Linked DNA regions of Homo sapiens: region 2 is linked to region 1. A link is a loop called in an ENCODE intact Hi-C map of the cell type or tissue named here. Cell type or tissue: transverse colon. All regions are shown on one strand. Each heading gives the region's core, and the rest is flanking DNA. Links, peaks and the distances in the headings are about the cores only.

Region 1 (8,333 bases), core at 177-8,176:
GGTTTCCGAGGGAAGGCCTGCCCTGCCGCCGCAGCTTTCCGGCCATTGTCCCCGCCACCCGCCCCGCCCCTGGCCACCTACCCCGTGGCTGGCGGCGGGCTCTGCCGGTGCTGGCGCCGCCGGTACAGCCCCGACGCGGCCAGCGCACCCAGCCGGGCCGCCATGGCGCGGGGCAGCCGCCTTGAGGTCGCGGGCGCGGGCCGCCTGGTGCAGGGGCTATGGGACCACCTCGGAGGGGAGGCGCGGCCGCCTGGGGCCAGACACCAAGACGGGACGGGCGTGTGGGCGCCTCCCCCGCGCTGGTCGCGAGCTCACGTTACGCGCTGGGATCTCCAAAGGGCAGCAGAGTCAACTCCAAATAGAAAGGATATTGTTCGCGCCGCGGGGGCAGCTCCTGAAAGCTGAGGCTGGCGGGGGTTGGGTCCCGCTGGGAGGGGACTGGTCTGGGAAGGCCCCAGACAGCACTGAGGTGAGGTCCACAGTGGCGGCAGGACACCCAGGAGGTCTCCGGCTGCCACCTGCCAGGAGGAAAGCCTGTGCCCGTGGACACACTGAGGAGGGCAGAGTCAGCTGAGGAGGACAGGGAGGACCTGGCGCCTTTAGGATCCCTGCCAACAGTTAGGAAACCGAGGACCGGAGCCACACAGGCCCACATTCTGCTTTGCTCCCTTCTCTGAGACCCTCTGCCACAAACATCACCGTGGGGCACCCAGACCAGGGCAGAGCCGATCCTCTGGATCTGGCCAACAAATGGTCAGGCACCCCAAAAGAGGTCCTTATTTTAGAGAAAAGGCAATCCTCCAGCTTCCAGGGGAGCAGACGCAGAGGGACCTGGTGGCAACCACCAGGAAGGCACCATGTACCCCGCATTTTTACCCAGAGAGACTGGCAAAGTTACTTGTGATTCATAAACACCCGCGGTAGGCATCCAAACTGTGACCAAGGTAAGCCTGGTCAGCAGTACAATAAAGATCCAGAGCACTCATGGAAATCTTTAGCATTGATCCCATTTCCCTGAAAGACCTTTCTAGAAAGGTCAGAAAGCTTGAGCAGTATCTTCTTCTGCCTTCTGAAAGCAAGAGCTGGCAGCCGTCACTAAAGACAGCAGGGCACTGATCCTCCCAAACTAGGGTGGGAGAAAGCCTTGGAGGGGCTCACTGGCATTCAGATACCAGGCCCACACGCCACTGAGGAACACACTCACCCAGCAAGTCCCAACAGGAGGAGGTACTCATTAAGCACCCTGGCAGTCAAGTGACGACAAGCATTGGGTACAGTATAATTTGTAAATGTAGTCCAATTCCAAAGTTGCCCAACACTGATCAGTTCAACAAATAGTTTTTAAAGGTGGCCCCAGGGGCTAAAGGGCATGGAGAAGCTGAGCCCAGAGGAGCCAAAATGAATAGGGAATACCGCTGACTCTCTGATGTAGGTAGCCGAATGCTTAAGAAAACTTACACCGAAAATGTTCTTAACAGCAGCTACAAGTCAATGCCATAGGGCCTAGACCCTCTCACCACTCCCGACTCAGCCCATCCATGTGGAAATCCTCAACACTAGAATCCAGGACTCTCATGCAGACCCGCAGTTTTCTGTAAGGAGGAAACATTTATTTAGGGCTCCAAGGGTCACATATAGCACTGGAAAGGAGGCTACAGCCACAAGTGTTTTGTGCAACATAATCTGTAAATGAAGTTCAAGCACAAGTTTACCAAGTACTAATCAATTCAACAAATATTTACTATAAAAGCGGACATCGAAGGCTAGAAATTGAGAGAGGCTTAGAGTCTGATTGAGCCCAAATCCCAAATCTCTGCACAACCTTACCACCCATTCTGCAGCCTGTCCTGCTGCAGGGATGGGATTGGGAGCCACAGATACTGTAAACTGAATCTAGAACTCTATACAAAGTATTATACACCATGACCAAATGGGATTTGGTTCAGTGCTCTGGCTCTAGATATTTGCAAAAACACCGAGAGTGATGTCAGCAGAAAGTGGTGGAGTAAGGACCTCCAGAAGTTCATCCCTCCATAAAAGCAATGAAAAACCTAGCAAAAATTATCAGAATCTACTCTTTCAGAACTCTGCAAATCCACCAAAGGTTTTCAGTAACCCTAGGAACATTTGGTCAAGAAAAACAGATGAATCTTGGTAAACAAACAAACAAACACAAACCAGTGAGGTTTGTGTTGTTTTAACTTATCCTAGTCCCTTATTCCTGCTCCCTAACTCCATGGCTTCCTTGAATAATAATAGCTCGTGGTCCCAGTAAGGAGGTAGCAGAATGGAATATTATGAACAACTGTATGCCAATAAATGAAATAACCTACTGAAATGGAGAGATTCCTAGAAGGACACTACCAAAACGAACTCAAGAAGAAATAGAAAATCCAAATGTATCAGTCTAAATTTTCATACTGCTATTAAGAACTTCATGAGACTCGGTAAATTATAAAGGAAAGAGGTTTAATCGACTCACAGTTGAACAGGGCTGGGGAGGACTCAGGAAACTTATAGTCGTGGCAGAAGGCAAAGGGGAATCAAGGCACCTTCTTCACAAGGTGGCAGGAAGAAATACCAAGCAAAGGGGGATGAGCCCCTTATAAAACCAGCAGATCTTGTGAGAACTCACTATCACAAGAACAGCATGGGGGGAAACACCCCCATGATTGAATGACCTCCACCTGGTCTCTCCCTTGACACGTGGGGATTATAGGGATTACAATTCAAGATGAGATTTAGTTGGGGACACAAAGCCTACCCAAATCACTTAGTAAGGCCAGTAACATGTAAAGAGACTGAGACAGTAACCAAAAAACTTGTCACAAAGTAAAGCCAGAGCGACATGGCTTCACTGATGAATTATATCAAAGGTTTAACTAGAATTAACACCAAACCTACAAACAAACATACAAAACACCAGTGTGGTGGCACATGCCTATAATCCCAGCTACTCAGGAGGCTGAGGCAGGAGAATCACTTGAACCTGGAAGGCGGAGGTTGCAGTGAGCTGAGATCACGCCACTGCACTCCAGCCTGGGTGACAGAGTGAGATCTTGTCTCAAAAAGAGAAAAAAACAAAAAACAAAAAACAACAAACCTTCACAAAATCTTTCCAAACAAAAGAAAAGAAAGACTAGGAGGGAATACTTCACAACTCATTCTATAAATATTATCTTGATCTCAAAATAAAATGCTAAAGTCACATAGATGCAAATGTCCTCGATAAAATACAATAAATCTAACACTCTATAAAAAGTATTATACACCGTGACCAAATGGGATTTATCCCAAGAACATAGGGTTGGTTTCACATCCAAAATTCAATGTAATATACCATATCAATAGAATATAGGGAGGACACTCTATGACCATCTCAACAGATGCAGAAAACACATTTGGCAAAATCCAACATCTTTTCATAATAAAAGCACCCAACAAACTGGGAATAGAAGGGAACTTCTTCAATTTGATAAGGGGCATCTACCCAAAACCCATAGCTAACATCATACTTAGTGATGAGAAAATGAATGCTTTCCTCCTAAGGTCAGGGGGATTTCCAGTCCGCTATTTGTTTTCAACATTGCACTGCAGATTCTATCAAGGACAGTTAGACAAGAAAAAGAAATAAAAGACATCTAGTTTGAGAAGGAAGAGTAAAACTATTTTTATTTACATATTACATACTCATATATAGAAAACTCGGAAGAATCCCTCCTCAAAAAAAGAAACCCTATTTACAGATAAGAAATGAGTTCAGTAAGTCTGCAAGGTATACACTCAATATACCAGAATCGCTAGCAATGAGAAATCTGAATATGAAATAAAACAACCCCATTTGGGACAGCATCAAAATGAATAAAATACTTAGGAGTAAGTTTAACAAAATAAATGCAAGACTTCTTATTCACTGAAATTATAAAACATTATTGATATAAATTAAAGAAGACCTAAATAAAGATATCCCATGTTCATGGATTGGAAAACTTAATATTGTTAAGATGGCAATACAACACTACATCAAATTGACCTATAGATTCAATACAATCTCCATTAAAATTCCTGCCTTTTTTAAAGAAATAGACAAGGCATTCCTAAAATTTATATGAAAATGCAAGTGACACAGAATAATCAAAACAACTTTAAAAAAAAACAAAGAGGCCAGGTGCAGTGGCTCACACCTGTAATCCTAGCACTTTGGGAGGCCAAGGCAGGTGGATCACTTGAGGTCAGGAGTTCAAGACTACCCTGGCCCACATGGCAAAACCCGATCTCTACTACAAATATAAAAATTAGCCAGGTGTGGTGGCACATACCTGTAGTCCCAGCTACTCAGAAGGCTGAGGCAGGAGAATCGCTTGAACCCAGGAGGTGGAGGTTGCAGTGAGCTGAGATCAGGCCACTGCATTCCACCCTGGGTGACAGAGTGAGACTCCGTCTCAAAAAAAAAAAAAAAAAAAAAAAAAAAAAAAAAAAAAAAAAAACACCTTACTTAAAAATTACAATTTACTTACTAAAAAATTGTAAGTGTGGCAGTGGTGTAAGGATAGACATATACACCCATAGAACAGAACCAAGAGTCCAGAAATAGGCTGGGTGCAGTGGCTCACGCCTATAATCCCAGTACTTTGGAAGGCTGAGGCAGGCAGAGCCCAGGAATTCAAGACCAGCCTGGGCAACATGGCAAAATCTCATCTCTACAAAAAATACAGAAAGTAGCCAGGTGTGGTGGTGTGTACCTGTGGTTCCAGCTACTCAGGAGGCTCAGGTAGGAGGATCACCTGAGCCCAGGGAGGTTGAGACTGCAATGTACCAAGATCTTGCCACTGCACTCCAGCCTGGGTGAAAGAGTGAAACCCTGTCTCGAGAGTCCAAAAATAATCCCATATATTTGTGGTCAACTGATTTTTGACAAGAGTGCCAAGACCATTCAATGGGGCGAAGAGTAGTCTTATCAACAAATGATGCTAGGACAACTGGATAGCTACATGCTAACAGTATAAAACTCCTAGAAGAAAACAGATGTTTTCATTTCATGAGCCAGGATTAGGCAATAGTTTCCTAAACATGACAAAAAAAACTCAAGCAACTAAAGAATAAGGAAATAAATTGGATTTCATTAAAAGTTAAAACGTGTGTATCAAACGACACAATCAAGAAAGTGAAAAGATGATCCACAGAAAAGGAAAAAATATTTGTAAATCGGCTGGGCACGGTGGCTCGTGCCTGTAATCCCAGCACTTTGGGAGGCTGAAGCGGGAGGATCACCTGAGGTCAGGAGTTTGAGACCAGCCTGGCCAACATGGTGAAACCCCATCTCTACTAAAAATACAAAAAAAAAATAGCCAGGCATGGTGGCACACGCCTGTAGTCCCAGCTACTGGAGGGGCTGAGGCAGAAGAATCGCTTGAACCCAGGAGGCGGAGGTTGCAGTGAGCTGAGATTGCACTACTGCACTCCAGCCTGGGCGACACAGTGAGACTCCATCTTAAAAAAAAAAAATTTGCAAATCATATGTCTGAGAAGTGTCTAGTATTCAAATAAATAAGGAACTCTTACAATTCAACAATAAAAAGACAACCCGATTTAAAAAATGGGCAAAGAGTTTGAATGGACATTTTTCCAAAGAGGATTTACAAGTGGCCAACAGATACATGAAAAGATGCTCAACATTATCAGTCATTAGGGAAATGGAAATCAAAACCACAATATGACACCACTTCACACCTACTAAACCGGACAACAATAACAAGCATCAGCAAGGATGTCGGGAAATTGGAACCTTCATACATTCCTGGTGTAAAATTTAATAAATGTAAAATTGTTCAATTACTTGGAAAACAGCTTGATAATTCCTCAAAAAGTTTAACATAGAGTTACCATATGCCAGCAATTCCAGTCCTAGGTATATATTCAAGGAGAAAATGTATGTTCACACCAAAACTTGTATGGGAATGTTCATAGCAGTATTATTCACGGTAGCCAAAAAGTGGAAACAATGCAAATGTCTACCACGGATGAAGGAAGAAACAAACTATGGCACAATGGAATATTATTCACCCAGAAAAAGGAATGAAGTACTGATTCATGCTACAATATACGGATGAATCTTGGAAATATGTTGTTAATAAATGAAAGAAGCCAGGCACAAAAGGCTATATAATATATGGCTCCATTTATGTGAAATGTCCAGAACAGACAAATCTGTAGAGACAGAAGGCAGGTTACTGGTGGCCAGGGCTGGGAGGAGGGGGAAATGAGGACTGTCTGCAAATGAGTACAAGGTTTCTTTTAGGAATGATTAAAATGTTCTGGAATTAATGGTGATGGTTGCACAGCCTTGTGAATGCACGAAAAACCACTGAATTTTACAATCTAAAGTGGTGAATTTAATAATATGTGAACTATGTCTCAGATTTTAAAAAACACGTGAGTAATGAAGAATGCAACTACATGGCTTCTTAGAGGCTGGAACTGAGGCCCCAAGCTATGAGGCAGGGCTGCCTCCCCAAGGCCCTGGGGCACGTGCCCTCAGCCCAGTGGGCAGAGGCAGAGACGGACAGAGGCAGAGATGCCACAAACAGGCTGTCCTCCAGAGCCAGCTCCCCCACCAGACTCCTCGCTGGGAGGCTGAAGACAACTCCATGAGTTTCCCGTGTATTCCTCCAAGGACGTGGGTGAGGACACAGTAGGTTTTATGTTCATATGTGTATTCAGTCACCTCATCTCAGCAAGACATATGCATTCACTCATGGAGGTATCTCACTAGGGTGGTCATCCTGCTAAGTCATCTAAGTAAATATTCACCTTCAGAAATGTACACGCTACACCTCAACAGAACAAGCAAGACAGTGACAGTGCCTCCCTTGGCCCCTTTCCCACCTGGAAGTGAAGACCTAAGGGATGGTTAAGCCTGCATGCAGGCTGGGCACGGTTGTTCACGCCTGTAATCACAGCACTTTGGGAGGCCAAGGTGGGTGGATCAAGAGGTCAGAAGATCAAGACCACCATGGCCAACACGGTAAAACCCCATCTCCAATAAAAATACAAAAAAAATTAGCCGGTTGTGGTGGTATGCACCTGTAGTCCCAGCTACTTGGGAGGCTGAGGCAAGAGAATTGCTTGAACCTGGGAGGCAGAGGTTGCAGTGAGCTGAGATCACGCCACTGCACTCCAGCTTGGGTGACAGAGCGAGACTCCATCTCAAAAAAAAAAAAAAGAGCCTGCATGCGGCACAGCACAGATAGGGACAGACAGAAGAAGGATAACCCGCTGTGGATAGAAAGCCCGGGCTCCTCTCCCCAGTGGCTCCCTGGGCTGTCCCTTGCCAGTTCACAAGTGCTGACTGTTAACTATTCAGGAATTCCGTAAAGCGTTAATGCCATGTTGGTGGCTTGAAATGAGCCCAGGTGGGGGTATCACACCACGGGACTGGACACCCTGCAGATCAGTCCCTCCATCCCTATTATGCCACTGGCCGGCTAGAAGGGGCCAGTCAGCACCAGAAGTAGAAGAAAAAGGAAGGAGGTGAGGGGCCATGGCAGTGCCACCTGGCCCAGTCTGGGGCTCAGGGCTCAGTGGTGCCACATCACAAGCCACATCACTTGTTACCCACTTTACAGTTTGCTTAAGCCCCTGACGCCACTGCAGCCTCGTGTGCTGTGCTGAGGGCTCTAGCTGCAGTCAGCTGCCCCTTGGCCGACACCTTCTGCCTAGGGGACCACCGGGCACACTCCTCACCCGGAGGAGGGGCAAGATTGGTGGATATGAGGGCAGGGATCTAGCAGCCTGCTCTGCGCTGTACTAAGCATGGGCTCAGCACACAATCAGGCATACGACAGCCTCACATGTGACACACATGACGGTCACACCATGGGTGGGACTCCACTTTATGCAGCCAAGCCACTGAGCTCACGTGGCCGTGGGTGTCAACATCCCAGGCTCCATTTCCAGGAATGCCAGGGACAGCTGGGTCCCTAGGTAGGTGGCCTTAATATCCTCCCTGTAGAACAATGGTGATGCCAGAGGTCCCTTCAGCTGTGATAGTCAAAGATCTTGTGGTTGTAAGTTGCAAAGTCCCTGAGTTGCTGCTGAGGCCGAGCCCCCTCTCTTCCCACGGCGTGCCACCCCATGCTCTGGGCTGCCTTCACTCCCTGCCCAGCTGGCTACTCCTGGGCTTCAGCCCCTCCATGCCCAGGTGCCTCCCACGGCTCCCCCTCAGACTTGCCACAGCTCTTCAAGCACTCCACAACCACACCAAGCATGCCATCCACCCCCACCTGTCATCACAGGAGGGGCATCCTCCCGAGCCCCACCCTCTGTGGCCCACC
Region 2 (8,333 bases), core at 298-8,297, 440 kb before region 1:
TTGCAGTGAGCCGAGATCTTGCCACTGCACTGCAGCCTGGGCGACAGAGCGAGACTCCGTCAAAAAAAAAAAAAAAAAGAGCAGAGAGGGGTCTGGCAGTGTTGCCCAGGCTGGAGTGCAGTGGCTATACACAGGCACTATCACTGGGCACTACACCTTCCAACTTCTGGGCACTACACCTTCCAACTTCTGGGCTCAAGCCATCTCCAACCTCAGCCTCCCAAGGAGCTGGGAGTACGGGCACATGCCACCATGCCCAGATAAAAATATTTTATTTTATTTTTTAGACACTGGGTCTCACTATGTTGCCCAGGCTGCCCTTGAACTCCTGGGCTCAAGCGATCCTCCCCCTGAGTAACTGGCATTACAGGTGCAGGCCACCGGCTCAGCTAAATATTTTATTTTTAATGAGTAGTTTATACCTTTACAACTCTGTAAAATCTACACTGCATTTGAATAATTGAAGTATCACGTAAGTGACGCAAAGAAGGCTATAGTTACTCAACTTACAGAATTTGATTAATAACACCAGGTGCGGTGGCTCACGCCTGTAATCCCAACAATTTTGGAGGCCACAGCAGGAGGATTGCTTCAGCCCAGGAGTTCAAGACCAGCCTGGGCAACATAGCAAGACCTGGATACTACAAAAAATAAAAATAAAAAAATTAGCTGGGTGTGGTGGTGTGTGCCTATAGTCCCAGCTACTCAGGAGGCTGAGGCAGGAGGATTGCTTGAGCCCAGAAAGTCAAGACTTCAGTGAGCCATTATCATGCCACTGTGCTCCAGCCTGGGCAACAGAGCAAGACCCTGTCTGTAAAAAAAGAAAAGAATTTGATTAATAAGTACTCAGCAACTCTTATTTATTTATTTATTGAGACGGAGTCTGGCTCTGTCGCCCAGGCAGGAGTGCAGTGGAGCAATCTTGGCTCACTGCAAGCTCCGCCTCCCAGGTTCACGCCATTCTCCTGCCTCAGCCTCTGGAGTAGCTGTGACTACAGGCACCCGCCACCACGCCCGGCTAATCTTTTGTATTTTTAGTAGAGACAGGGTTTCACTGTGTTAGCCAGGATGGTCTCGATCTCCTGACCTCGTGATCCGCCTGCCTCAGCCTCCCAAAGTGCTGGGATTACAGGCTTGAGCCACTGCACTCGGCCCTTGCAACTCTTAATTATAAGGCATGATAGCTGCAAAGTACTCAGTAAGACTTTGATCCTGCCTTTAGGAGGCCATAACCTATTTGAAGAATAAAACAGGTACACAAATACAAGCCAGATTACTATAAGTGTCACAAAACTGGACTGAATATGATTGGAATTTGTGGCAAGAAGCGATCACATCTAGTTATAGGGTAGGATGGAGCAGTGCAAAAGAAAGTCCTCCTGAAGGAAGTAGCACTCAGGCAGGGATTGAGGAAAGGAGCCGTTTAGCAGGCAGAAGTGGGTGGCAACACGGCTAGCCAGCAGAGGATGAAGAATGGCACAATCGCCTTGCTCTAGGAGAGGCTTTTAAAGTTTTGCAGAGGGCTACTGGTCCTTAAGAAATCATTAAAGGACCGCATATGTAGAAGTCAATTCATTCCATTCTGGACGTGAAACTATTCAATATAGATAAACAATGATTGATGGTTGTTAAATAATCATATATTAAACTGTTCAATATAGGTAAACAATGATTTTAAAGGCAGCTGGTTCTCTATGAAGGCTAATTAAGGAAAAGACTGCAGTAAAGAAAGGAAGGAAGAGGAGAAGGAAGAATACAGAGAAAGACAGGGGGAAGAAAGATTTAAACACACATGGAGACAGGCTTCTCTGGAGCTCCCTGCAGCTCCCCCGCTCTCCTGTGTCTTAGGATATCATCTCTGCTGATGTCTGAAGCTAGTTTCCATAATTAAATAAATAAACAAAGATAGTAGTTCTTGAAATTTGCCTCAAGCTCTAATGATATTAAGCCTAAGGCTTTTTTTTTTTTTAATTATACTTTAAGTTGTGGGATATATGTGCAGATCGTGCAGGTTTGTTACATAGGTATACTTGTGCCATGGTGGTTTGCTGCACCCATCAACCCATCATCTAGGTTTTATGCCCCACATGCATTAGGTATTTGTCGTAATGCTCTCCATCTGCTTGCCCCACAACCCCCAACAGGCCCCAGTGTGTGATGTTCCCCTCCCCGTGTCCAAGTGTTCTCATTGTTCGACTCCCACTTATGAGTGAGAATATGTAGTGTTTGGTTTTCTGTTCCTATGTTAGTTTGCTGAGAATGATGGTTTCCAGCGTCATCCATGTCCCTGCAAAGGACATGAACTCATTCTTTTTTATGGCTGCATAGTATTGCATCATGTGTAAGTGTCACATTTTCTTTATCCAACACGTCTATTATTGATGGGCATTTGGATTGGTTCCAAGTCTTTGCTATTGTAGATAGTACTGCAATAAATATATGTGTGCATGTGTCTTTATAGCAGAAGGATTTATAATCCTTTAAGCCAAAGGCTATTTTAGAGTGTTAGTACATTGGTATAAGTGATCGGTCTGAAACTCTGCAATAGAGCAGTATGCTGCTTTCTTACTACTGTTTTGTAGGTAATTATTATTAGTGGAAAACATATATGAACCCAGAAATAGAAAAAGTCATCCTGATTGGAAGAATTTCTTTTACTCTAATATACATATGTAATGTTACTTTGGTTTCTGAGTTTTCTATAAAAATATTGCCTTTATAATAAAATAATAAAAAAATAAAAATAATAAAAAATACAAGTAAATGATTGTCATAGTTGTGAGGGATTCAATGTGGAGGGAATAAAGGATCAAATGTTATAAGAAATCTTAAATATAAGTAAAAAATAACTGAAAAACTACTTTTCCAAAATAGGAAAACACTGTCCATTTATTTGTTCCTTTCCCTTCCAGCGTGCAAGAAAAACGGAAGTGAGATTCCAACAGGAGGGCACCACTGTCCCTGTCTGACCTTAAACCAGGAGATTTTGTACAGATGTATTCCTTCAAGAAAACCAGCTTGTTGGCAGTAATAGAGAAGAAATGAGCTTCTCCCAACAACAGCCAACAACAGCCAATGACAACAGCAAAATAGGAAAAAGGGTTGCCCTCTGAAAGGTAAATAAACTCTATACACAATAAATGACCATCTGTGGAAGTAAAACCGAGAGACAGGCTTTACCACCTCCCAGAACTCCAATCCAGATGACCACGGATAAATCTCTAGCACGCGGAATAGAGATGTCACGGCTGTTAGGTAAGCAGAGAGTAATGCAGGGTATATATTCCTGGAAGAGAACAGGGTTAGTCAAACTGGATCTCAGAAAAGGGAGCTGCTGTACAAGACATTCTAGGAAGCAAGCCTCTGAATTCTGAAACCCAGACCTGCTGGTCACGGTGGGGCAGGGATGATCTTCCAAGCTTCCCTGCGGTCTGCATGAAATTCTCTCACCCACACCAGCTTCCTGTGCTCCAATTCCATGCCTCTGACTGGTTTCCACTTAAGAATTAATGGGTAAAAAGGAAAAAGAATTAGTAGTATGATCTTGTTGCTTCCCCAGAGTCATCAATAAAAAGGCAGAACAGAGAGAAAACAAAACAAAACAAAGTTATACCAGGAGACAGAACTGGGAGATCTCAGATCGTCTTCTCTGTGAATCGGGTGTTGCTACTGAAGCCGTGATAATCCTGGTCACCTGAGGCAGAAAATAAACATTTCTTCCTACAAAGAATGTGGGCATTTTCCAGTGGGATTTGTGAGCCAGCAAAGACTTAGCAGCAGTTTCTTCACTGCCAAAAATCTCTAACTTTCCATGATGAAAAACTATTGTTGTCATTGACCGGCTTTACGAAATATTGGCTTACGTTTTAATCATCTGTTGAGCATCAGGCACTATCCTGGGCACCTGTGAATCCATTTGGTCCTCGCAGCTATTCTATGACATGGGCACATTATCCTCCTTCACAGATGAAGAAACAAGTTAAAGAGATGTTCCCAAAAGAGTTAAGTTAGGAGCAAAGTTAATACTTGAACCCAAATCTGTTTCCAGGGTTTTTATGCCTTTCACTACACCTGCTTTGCAGGAAAGTGATGAGAATTTCTAGTAGACGCTGAGTAGGGGCGGTGCTGCACGGCACTCACTGTTTCTGAGATACTGGTGATGGGACAGATAACCGAGAAGGAGACACTGGTGAATTCTGAAAGGAAGGTGTGCCTCAGCAAAGGCCGCAGGGGAAGACAGGAGGTTCGCTCGCTCACCTTTATTTGGAAAGCCTTCCTCCCACATTCCCTAGCAATGCTAGTCAGTCCCAGGGGTTTGGATGGGGCTGGCTGCCCGTGGCCCCTGATCCAGGGGTTGGGGGCATTGTTGGGAGCAGAGTCCTCCATGGGACTTCTGCTAGAGCAATCAGTGCAGACGTGCTCTTGTTTGGGGATTGCGATCTGAAGGCCCCCAGAAGCTTGCGACTGCAGGCAGCCATCTGTCCAGAGACCACCTAATCAAGAAACCCCTGACACCCTCATAGGAGACGCCTGCCATCCAGCTGTACCTAGAGGAGATCTACCACCCCCTCTGTAACTTTCAGTTTTGTGAATCAGCACATTCATTCTCTCTCTCTCTCGATCTCTCTCTCTCTCTCCAAAGTGGCATTTGTCTAGATGGCTCAGAGTGTGGTCCTCAATCTTGCAGATTCGGATTCAGTTCTGGGACAGCCTCACTAAATTGCCCTTTTCCAGCCTGTTTCCTCCCTGTAGACATTGGCAGGGTGCCTGGCAAGCCCAGCCCAGGCTCTTGTCTGTGACAGATCTGTCACCTTTTAACTCTTTCCCAGGCTTCCTTGTTTACATTAACATGTTTCCAGCCAGAGCGGAGAGCCGTAAACATCTTGAGGGCTGGGGCGGTGTCTGACTCATGGCTGGATTCCCCCAAGCCAATGCAGAGCGGGAACCTAGCGACACTCAAACACGTTTAAGAGTAAATTTCTGTTTGAGTCACCAAAGTAAAGAAATCCAGTCCCCAGTACCAATTGAAATAAACCACAAAACACTTTGCCGAATGGAAACTTGTTCTGCAATGGTAAAGCATGACTTTAACTTTAGCCAAATTACTTCCCAGGAGTTAAACTAACTCATGATCTCACTGTCCACTGAAAAAAACTGTTCTTAGTCTGTTTGAGCCATTGTAATATAGACTGGGTAACTTGTACACAGCAGACATCTATTTCTCCCAGGTCTGGAGGCTGGGCATCTGAGATCGGGACCAGCATGGTTAGGTTCTGGTGAGTGCTCCCTTCCAGGCTGCAGACAGCTGTCTTCTCGCTGTGTCCTCATGTGGTGGGAGGGCAAGCGAGCTTTCTGGGGCCTTTTTAATAAAGGCACTAATCCCACTCATAAGGGCACCATCCTCATGACCTAATCACCTCCTAAAGGACCCACCTCCTCATACCATCATCTTGGGAGTTAGGATTTTAACCAATTAAATTTGGGGCTGTCTTCTCGCTGTGTCCTCACGTGGTGGGAGGGCAAGCGAGCTTTCTGGGGCCTTTTTAATAAGGGCACTAATCCCACTCATAAGGGCACCACCCTCATGACCTAATCACCTCCTAAAGGACCCACCTCCTCATACCATCATCTTGGGAGTTAGGATTTTAACCAATTAAATTTGGGGGACACAAACATTCAGACCACAGCAGCTGTGGTGCAGACTTTGCCAAGGTCTAGTGCCTCCTTCTGTCATCTTGCAGGTGCAGCCCAGAGCAGCAGGAGCTGTGCCCTGGCCCCTGTCCTGAGGAGCTCCCACTGGTCAGCCCCGCCTACTCCAGCTGGACCTTGATGCTTCACACAAGGTGTGCGCAGAGGACACAGGCACTTCATGGAGCAACATACTTTTGTAAAAAAAATGAATTCCCTTGTAACAAATAGAGCACGGAGGCTTTTATAGATTAAGTAATTTGTAGTCTTCTTATAATTATGGCTTCTAAATTACCTAAAATAATTCATTCAAGGCTTGATTTTAGTTTTGTCTTGAGAGTGTCAACTCTTTAACTTGAGATGCTGTAGGATGGGGTTTCATCTTGGGATTCTTTTCTTGGATATGTCATTTAAATTCTGATACTTATATTCCCTATTTGAAAACACATGATCAATGACAATACCAATACCTGATTTGTGTGCAATACTTATAATTTACAACGTACATTATTTTAACATACATTCTTTTCATGCGACCCTCTCAACAACCCTTTGACAAGGCAAGTCAGAGACTAATTACTAGAGATTATTCAAGCGACTTGCTCCAAGTCATACAGTAGGCAGGCAGCCAAGATGACTCTAGTTTTTCCAACTCCTAGTCCCACACTCTTTCCTCTCCCCTTACATGTTCTGATATAAATCAAACTTAGGTTTGAAAATATCTTATTGATGTATTTCAACACCCCAGAATTTGATGAGACTGGAATCGATTTGTTGTGATCTGTGATTGCTGAATTCCTCGTATGTGGTGGATACCAAGGTAAGTTGACTAGAATGTGAGCTTGCCTACCCAGACACCAGTTCCCATGTCCTTTGTCCGGTGGTATAATTTGAAGTTCACTCTTTTTGGTGTACAGTTTTATGAGTTGAGTTGTGAAAAACATATACAGTTGTGTATCCACCACTACAGTCAAGATATAGAACAGTTCCATTACCTCAAAAATTTTTTTCAGGCCGGGCGCAGTGGCTCACGCCTGTAATCCCAGCACTTTAGGAGGCCAAAGCGGGCGGATCACGAGGTCAGGAGATCGAGACCATCCTGGCTAACGCTGTGAAACCATGTCTCTACTAAAAATACAAAAAAATTAGCCAGGCGTGGTGGCAGGTGCCTGTGGTCCCAGCTACTTGGGAGGCTGAGGCAAGAGAACCGCTTGACCCTGGGAGGCAGAGGTTGCGGTGAGCCAAGATCGCGCCACTGCACTCCAACCTGGGCGACAGAGCGAGAGTCCATCTCAAAAAGAAAACATCATACTCTTTTGTAGTCAACCCTAGCTAGGCCCCTATAGTTTTGCCTTTCCCAAAGTATCTTATGCATGGAATCATCCAGGAGATAACCTCCTGAATCAGGCTTCTGTCTCTTAGCATAATGCATTTGGGATTTACCATGTTATTTCATTTATCAGGTTTTTGTCCCTTTTCATTGCTGAGTAGTATTTCATTATAGGAATGTACTCTCGTTTGTGGATCATTCTGATCAACTCAGCACATGTGGATTATTTCCAGTCTTGGCAATGATGAATAAAGTCACTCTAAGCATTCACGTACAGGTTTTTGCATGAATAAAATACCTAGGAGTGAGAAAGCTGGACTCACAGTACATTTTTATTCCCTCAATGCTTTCCTGCCCCGTTTAGGGCTGATTTCATCATGCTTTGATCTCATCTTAGTCAACTGATGGGTCAGCATTGAGCCCACAAGAGGCTTCATGGCTTCCTGGTAAAGCGAGAGACCCCTGGAAGACTGATTCTAGAACAGGGTATGTGCATTCCTGCTGCCAAGCCCTGCTGCACCGTTCCTCATTACTCAATTAATGTCTGGTGTCTTCTCTGCCTGTTTAATTACTCCCATTACCGGGACAGGTCAAGTTCCACTCCTTCAGGGAAGCTCCTTCTGGCCACCTCACAGCACAGAACATGCCGTCTCTTTCCAAATCACTTTGCATCTGTCTTCTGCCACGCCATCCTGCTTTGTGACATCTTTGAGATTGGTGTCTGTGTTTTTCTGCATTAAACCTTGAGGGCTTTGTAGGTACAGGACTGGGATCCCCATTGCACAGATGTGGAAATTGAGGCCAGAGAGGCTAAGTGACTAAGAGAAGGTAGCATTTGCTGATCACCCACTATCATATGCCATCAGGCCTCCCATTAACAGTACACAGTCCGCTCTTCTTTAGATGAGAACACTGATACTCAGAGAGGTGCAGTTATTTGCCCAAGTCACACAGCTGGGCACTGAAAGCTGGTTTCATTTGGCTTCAAACTTAGATCTGTCTGTGGCATATCTGGGCTTTGAGCACCCTGTAGCATGAGGCTGTAGTGCACTCGGCTTTAGAATGGACAGGGGCCTGTCTTCCCACACGCTCCAGGCTGCACCACCTTTTGGTTTTTAGGCTAACTCCTGACCTGAGCCCTCCCCACCTTCCTGGGCAGAGAGTGAACCAGGCTGACTGATGTTCTAGGCAAGAATGTGGGGTACCCAGGGATGACCATTGTGCTGGGTATGGGAGCCAGAGTTCAGCCCTGACTGCTATGGTCTGAATATTTCCCTCCAAATTCATGCATTGGAAACTTAATCCCCAGTGCAGC

The links. A loop is a pair of places that touch in the nucleus more often than their neighbours do. Peaks named below come from ENCODE experiments on the same cell type or tissue, not always from the same donor. Only the 100,000 strongest peaks of a DNase experiment are listed, where the experiment ranks them.
Region 2: it touches region 1 in a loop (16-fold over the local background); 2 of 110 quality-filtered maps call a loop at or near these places.

Annotation. Positions count from the first base shown.
Region 1 is chr2:127,664,225-127,672,557 of GRCh38, forward strand. The region is part of intron 1 of LIMS2 (LIM zinc finger domain containing 2); the gene reads right to left. Among named protein-coding and RNA genes, the nearest start is that of LIMS2, 7.1 kb to the right of the region's middle. In transverse colon, for the core only: no CTCF peak of the experiment used is centred there; no DNase peak of the experiment used is centred there; H3K4me3 peaks cover 1,425 bases; H3K27ac peaks cover 7,883 bases; H3K27me3 peaks cover 6,177 bases.
Region 2 is chr2:127,221,971-127,230,303 of GRCh38, forward strand. It overlaps LOC124907883 (a long non-coding RNA gene), which reads left to right and starts at 4,849. Exons shown (of 2, transcript XR_007087225.1): 1 at 4,849-5,276; 2 at 5,742-7,330. In transverse colon, for the core only: no CTCF peak of the experiment used is centred there; a DNase peak (open chromatin) is centred at 4,841; H3K4me3 peaks cover 481 bases; H3K27ac peaks cover 617 bases; H3K27me3 peaks cover 3,710 bases.